Regions from separate parts of the Homo sapiens genome. Here region 2 is linked to region 1. A link is a contact called in ENCODE Hi-C or POLR2A ChIA-PET data. All regions are on one chromosome and are shown on one strand. The core of a region is the stretch at or near the end of the contact, and the rest is flanking DNA. Distances in the headings are between cores, read along the strand shown. Region 1 overlaps MTUS2 (microtubule associated scaffold protein 2). Region 2 holds the start of USPL1 (ubiquitin specific peptidase like 1).

Region 1 (2,993 bases), core at 419-2,918:
TTCAGAGCAGGCTAAAAATATAGGAAAGATTATTTGGAAGTCTTTGGGCTTACGTGTATATTTTTAAATTTACATATATATGTATTTTCTTTTTTAAAAAAAATCAGGTGGGGAAGAAGGAGCTGATGAAAATGCTCAAATCTGCAGTGAGTTTGATGAAATTGTCCTCAGTACCCCATGTAGCCAACCAAGAATTCCTGCAGGGAATTTCATAGACCAGAGGCAGAAAGTTAGAGGGAAAAGGGGCCCATCTGATGGGCTGAGAGAGGTTCCCAAAAAGTCCCAGGTGCTATTTTGCCTGGGGTGCTCTCTGCATATGCTGCTGCTCTCAGTTTAAATCTCCAAGACAGCCTTGCCCTGCTGGGTTAGATCACAGTGTTCTGTAATTGTTCATCCATTTACTGACTCTCTGGACGTCAAGCTTCTTGAGAGCAGAAATGTCTGCCAGGCACATAGTAGGCACTCAGTGAGTATGTGTTATTTGGTATACATTTCCTATTTCTGGATGAACTGGGGTGAAAGCACCTCAGATTTACCCAGCGTTCAGTTTTAGTAGTAAATAGCTGTTCTGTTGGTTTCTAATTTGAGGAGTGGCACAGGTGGCTGATGCCCAAGCAGAGAATCACACGGATGATGCTAACAAGGACAGGCGTTTTCACTTCCCATTACCACCAGCTTCACGGGGTAGCATCAACCATCAGAAGAGATAACGCCCATTGACCACACATGTTAAAATAACAGAGTATGGCAGGCTTGCCTGGGCTTTGGCCACACATCTGATTGCTTGAGGTTAATGGGATGATTAGTGGGTTGTCTGCTTTGCAAGGCTGCTCTAGCAAGGAAAAGTGAAAGGCAATATCCCCGCGAGTTTGCAAAAAGTCTTAGATTGGGAGCCATGTCTAAAAAGAAGTGTAGGCTTCACTGTAGCAGACTTGCAGGGGTATGTTTAAGGCAAGATGTACAGGGAGTGAGTTGGATGTTTCATAGGAGTAGCTTGTCTTGCATTCCATCTGTGAATAAGAGATAGACCACACCAGAATGAATGGAGAACTCAGCGTGCAAAGGAGAGCGGTACATGAACAAATGAAAGAGGTAGCTAAGAAGAAACAGCTGCTGTTTTGGGGCTTAGATAAATGTTCTTAAAGTGTCAGTTTCCAGTGAAGCCTGTCATAGAATAAACAGAATTTTAGAGGAGTGGCCTCGTTAGGCTTTGCAATTTCTGGACTATATCACCAGGACAGTTTGGATGATTAACACTGAGTTCTATTTTTAGCCCTCTTGAGTGAAAACAGGAGCTCATGTACTTGGCACTCATTAGGAATTTTCCACTCATCCCCCATTTAGAGAGGCACTGATCTAACCCTGGGCCCTTAGAGGAGGCCTTGATCATATTTCAGTCAACCCACAGTGTCATCACCCAGACCAGGCATAGTTTGGGGAATGGAGGGGAGTAATGACTTGAGATCCTTTCCAAGGGAGTCCCGGGTGTTCAACAGAACCTAAGGGCCTTGCAAGATCACACTGGATTCTGTTGAACCTTGATGGATGGAGGAATAACTTTTTGAGGCAAAGAGCAGTAAATGGAAGATTCCTTTAAGTTCACTCTTGCCTAAGGAACAGTGTTCCTGCAGTCACAGCTATTGACTCATTTCATTGCAGGGTGGTACTACGTCATTCTGGTTTGGCTTGCAGGAAGCAAAAAGTAACTTACTTTATGCAGAGGATTCATAAATTAGAAGAGTTGATATCATTTCAAAAACAAGCACTTATGGAGGAAGGGCTGTCGCCAAACTGCGCAGGCTGGCCTCAGCGAGCCAGAGCAGAGCTGTGCCAGCATCTTCAGCAGCAACATATTCAGAGGTCATCAGACAGCATCCTTCTAGAAGCTGGTGGGGAAAACTAAACAACTACTCTCTCAGAAGTTATAGCCCAAGTAAGCGATGCTGAAATGGGTCCAGACGCTGGAAACAGACTAATGTGCAACTCACAAAACAACACCCAGGACACAGACAGGCAGTTCAGGCTGTGGAGTGGGATGTGAATGCAGCCAGGGCATTCTTTCATTGAGACAGAGTAGTCAGGAGCGGACCCTGCCTCTCTCCCAGTCAGACATGAAAAGCTTCATGGTAATAAGTGCTCAGATCCAGGCCGAGGCTCAGTGCAATTTGGATCTTGTTGTTGCATCTATCTAAGCATGGCTAGGAGGGGAAATCTTGGTGTGCTCGTGTTTGATGAAGAGTGTGGACGATGGGTGGAAACTCCTGCCTTTGCCATTTCCTGGTGGGTTGTGCAGGGGCCAGCCACTTCACCATAGAGTCCCAGTTTCCTCCTCCATAAAGGGAAATAAGACCCGGGATGCTCTGGACAGTGTCTGGAGGAGTAAATGACATAAAGGGCTTACCTAACATTGTGCCTGGACTACAGAGAGTGTTTGGTGGTGGACAGCATGAATCACCTGTAGTAATTAGTAAATAATACTTAGCCAGAACTTGCCAGAGTTAAGTTATTTTCCTTGACATTTGAGTCATCAGGTTTGTTGCTTATTTTGGCAGCCAACCCTTCCTTGAAAAGCCATCTAATGACTATAGTTTGGAACTGGCTGGTTTTAGAGCCTGAACTTGCAAAAGGGTGGATGGGGTCATTTTCATTGGGTCTTCGTGATCTGTTTTAATAGCCTCTGCTTCCCCAAATGGAGATGGTACAAGGTCTCTAATCTCACTTCTATCTCCTTTCCACTTCCTTGCCTCTCTCTCTCCCCATCCCCTTCCTTCCTTTCTTTTCTTGCTTTTTTTTTTTTTTTACATTCTCACTTGGTTTCCATCAATCTTATTTGTGTTTCTCCTAAAGCAACAGATGGACAGGGAAGGCCTGACCACAAAACATCAGCATTAGGTTTTCACCAAAGTGATACAAGTCTGAAGGTCTTCATCAGCAGTCTCCCTCATAGTCAGCGCCATACCGAAGAGGCCTGTCCCTCTCATAGGGCCTTCCAG
Region 2 (3,358 bases), core at 236-2,735, 1.2 Mb after region 1:
TGAGTTAATACTCAGCAAGTTTGTTTTTTACAAATAGTGTATTCCATTCTAAAAATGGAAGTAGCAGTGGTGAACAAGAAAACAACCCTCTGAGTTTTGTCTATTTCAGGAGGAAGTACTACTTTCTCCAATTTTAATCACAATTCATAAAAAAGAAAAACCTAACTAGCTAGATCTTAAATATACAAATACATTAACAATCTAGTAAAGCAACAGAAAAAGGTAAACAAACTAACCAGCCTATTTTTGTCTGGAGAAACCCCAACAAACTGCTGGATTCCTTGGCCATTTGCATTCAGAAGTACCAAAAACTAAAATCCTTTTTACTAAATAATTTCTTCTACACGAGACTTGTTTCCTCCACACCACCCTATCCAAATTGTCAGCATTATTCCAGAATATAATCATTTAGTTTGAGACCACTAAAAAACCCCGCAGTCCAAAATACCAATTGTGGTTTTTCTGTAAAGAAATGGTCAGAAACTACAAATTGTTATCCTAGGACACAGAACCAATCGACCAAAAGGACTTCTGGAATATGCTGCCCCCAAGATTTAGAATGCACAGGCAGAAATAGCATACGCGGTCACGATGTCCCTTAAGCCACATGACCTTCCTACGAAAGCAAAGGCTTAAACTTATCAAATGAGAACTCCCCCTTTCTCTGAAGTTAAAACAAGGCAGGGCAGCTGGAATTAGAGCAGCAGGGACAGATCGGCTGTTGACTAGTCAGAACGGGTCGTGGAATGCAAAGTCCCTGCGCTTTCGCTGCTCCCCTTACCGTGAGAAGATCTGGGAGGGAGGAAAGGAGGAGAAACACCCCAGAATCCTGGTAGAAAAGCCCCTGGCCTCGAAGATGGGCTCTAGGGAGACAGGGAGGGGCAGCTCCGTGTGTGATGACCCTTTGTGAACATGCACTCTGTGGCAGCTTCAGCTCCACCGAGGCTTTGGGAGAGCGGACTACGGATGCCCGGCGCGGCCCAGCTGTGAAGGCCGCGCCGGCGGAGAGGGTCCATGGCACCCCCGCCGGCTTCGGAAGCCCTTCCCTCTCCCACCTCCGCGGGTCACCCCAGGAACCAGCGGCTCCCGACCACGCTCGCGCGGACCACGGAACAGCGACGCGCAAGCAGGTCTCTTTCGTCAGCGTAATCCCTCCGCAGAAAGCCGCGCACTAGTTTTAATCACGCCCCACCCCCTGGCCGCTGGCGCCACCTCCGCCACTCGGGCGCTTTCCAGCAGCTTCCAGAAACGTCGCCTCCCCAAACCCAGCCACTCACACATGGCGGGCTCAGCAGCCACCGGCCCCGCCCCTCCTCGTCGCCGCAGTCGCAACTGCGTCTGCGGCCACAGGGCGGACAGCCACGCCTCTGCGGAGGGCGACCGGAAGTGCTCACGTCTTCACCTTCCCCGCCACGCCACCGTCCTTTCAGGCCCAGCGTGCAGCAGGAAGGAGGACTCTTTTGCCGCGGACTCAAGCCGGAAGCCGCCTTCCTAGTGGAGACGCGAGTGGGGGAGGAGCAGTCCGAGGGGAACGTGGGTTGAACGTTGCAACTAGGGTGGAGATCAAGCTGGAACAGGAGTTCCGATCGACCCGGTACCAAGAAGGGGAGTGCCCGCGGCAGGTAAGGGAGAAGAGGGAGGGGTTTCTTTCCGCTCTCGAAATTGGGAAAAGAGACAGAGCTGGGATGACCTATGGGGTAGTCGGCGCGCTGAAAGGATGGGCTGGGCTGGGACGGGGTTCAAGTGGGAAAGGTTGATGATTAAGGTATAGAGTTGGACTTACAGATCCGTTTGGGCGCAGAGAGGTGAACGCTGAAGAGAAACCAGAGTTTGTTTTCGTTTTCCAAGGAGCGTGGAGATGGGCAGGGTTAACGGACCCTGCGCCTCCTTCGGCTTCTTAGTTTGGGTGTTGAAACTCACCTCCTTTGGTCCTGTTCGTCTCTGATTCAAGACAGTTGGGTTTGGTACCTGACAGGGCTGGGTGCAGAAAGCTGACCCTGTTCCTCGGCTTCCAGGTCGGTTGTGGCCTCGCTTTTGACAGTTCACGTGCCGAGCCTACTCGCTCTCGGAGGGCGAGCTCAAATGGGTGGGTTTAAGGCCCCCTCTTCGAACAGCTGTTTCCCTGGGTTTCTCCATTTTGCACACAGGAGTGTGAATTAAGTTTAATTGAATACTTTTTGCGATTCCCAGGGCCACCTTGACACGTTCATTGTGCTATCTAACTGGGTTCATGCTGGGCTAATAATTCACATTAAGGCTTCTGGAGTATAAGTGGTTCACAGAAGTATGAAAAGGGGATGTTAGAAGAAAGATGCTGGGGGTGAAGTAGAGTTGAGGAAGACAGAACTGGAAAGCTAGGTTGGTTTCACAGTACAATGAGCTTTAGGTCATAATACTACCTTTAGGTTATATTGGGCTGTTTGGACGGAGTTTGCTGTAATCAGGCTAGAGTAAATAGAGAATTTTAAACTAAGCATTGACAGGCTCAGACTTGTAGAGGCATCATTTTGACAGTGATATGGAAGGGAAAGAGGTAGAGATTTGAGACCTTTCCAAAGAACTGTCCACAGAATTTGGTGACTTACTGTGCGAAGAGGGAAATAAAGAATAGGGAACAACTCAAGACTTTCTAGTCTGTGTGTTTGGAAGGATGGAGACGCCCACATTTAAGTGAGATATGGGAAGGAGGAGCAGATTGTTTTTGAAGGGAGGAAGAGCAGTTACTTAGGGTCAAATTAAGTTGTAAAATCCCCCCCGGGATTTTGTATGTAAGTCAAAGTGAATTGTATTTGGAAGAAGAACTGGGGAGCCCACCTCTGGTATTTTTTTTATGTCCCTCATATGGACAAATAAACCTCTGGTATTAAATGAATTTTCTTTTGGGGGATTCTATATATTCGGGATTTCAACCACCAACCTATCTGGTTTTTCCCGCTGAAATGTTGGGTGATGGAATCAGGAGAGCAGATTTGGAGACTCTTTATATTTTATAATTGAGAGAGACAAAGAGAAAACCGTTTGATTTGAAAAAGTTTTCTAGGTTCCCTCAGGTAGATGGAAATTTTCATCAAAAACAGTTTATTCAAGGTACATAGCCTACTAGTTTCCCATTTGAGAGTACCGCAGAATGATACGACGTGTACTGCTTCTCTACGCAGAATGAAGTATAAAATTAGCACCAAATAGTAACTTTAATTTGTCAGGTGCTAAACTTTTTACATGCTTTATCTCATTTAATTCTTAGAAGAAACTAATTTTACAAGTAAGTGTCTGGACCAACATCTGCAGGTACAAAGCCTGAAAAGCGTAAGTTTGACTCCTACATAGTTCTCTTTTGTAAGTAGATTATAAATAGAAC

The links. Hi-C counts contacts between places; a loop is a spot of excess contacts on that map. ChIA-PET counts read pairs that join two places held with the same protein, here RNA polymerase II (POLR2A).
Region 2: a map of ascending aorta shows a loop between it and region 1 (6-fold over the local background). The contact joins the promoter of USPL1 here to the enhancer-like site in region 1. A Hi-C loop is called at or near these places in 2 of 168 maps with a recorded cell type or tissue (OCI-LY7 and ascending aorta). POLR2A ChIA-PET finds 5 or more read pairs at or near these places in 1 of 52 experiments (OCI-LY7).

Annotation. Positions count from the first base shown.
Region 1 is chr13:29,434,035-29,437,027 of GRCh38, forward strand. All of the region lies in intron 8 of MTUS2 (microtubule associated scaffold protein 2), which reads left to right. Among named protein-coding and RNA genes, the nearest start is that of MTUS2-AS1, 52 kb to the right of the region's middle. RefSeq lists a silencer at 546-645. Within about 2 kb of position 1,669, at least 11 of the 41 ENCODE cell types and tissues checked have a DNase peak (open chromatin) inside an H3K27ac peak, as active enhancers do; they include OCI-LY7 and ascending aorta, where a contact is called at or near this core.
Region 2 is chr13:30,616,435-30,619,792 of GRCh38, forward strand. It overlaps USPL1 (ubiquitin specific peptidase like 1), which reads left to right and starts at 1,486. Exons shown (of 9, transcript NM_005800.5): 1 at 1,486-1,622. It also overlaps a transcript of HMGB1 not described here. RefSeq lists enhancers at 884-953, 974-1,113, 1,164-1,493, 1,514-1,563.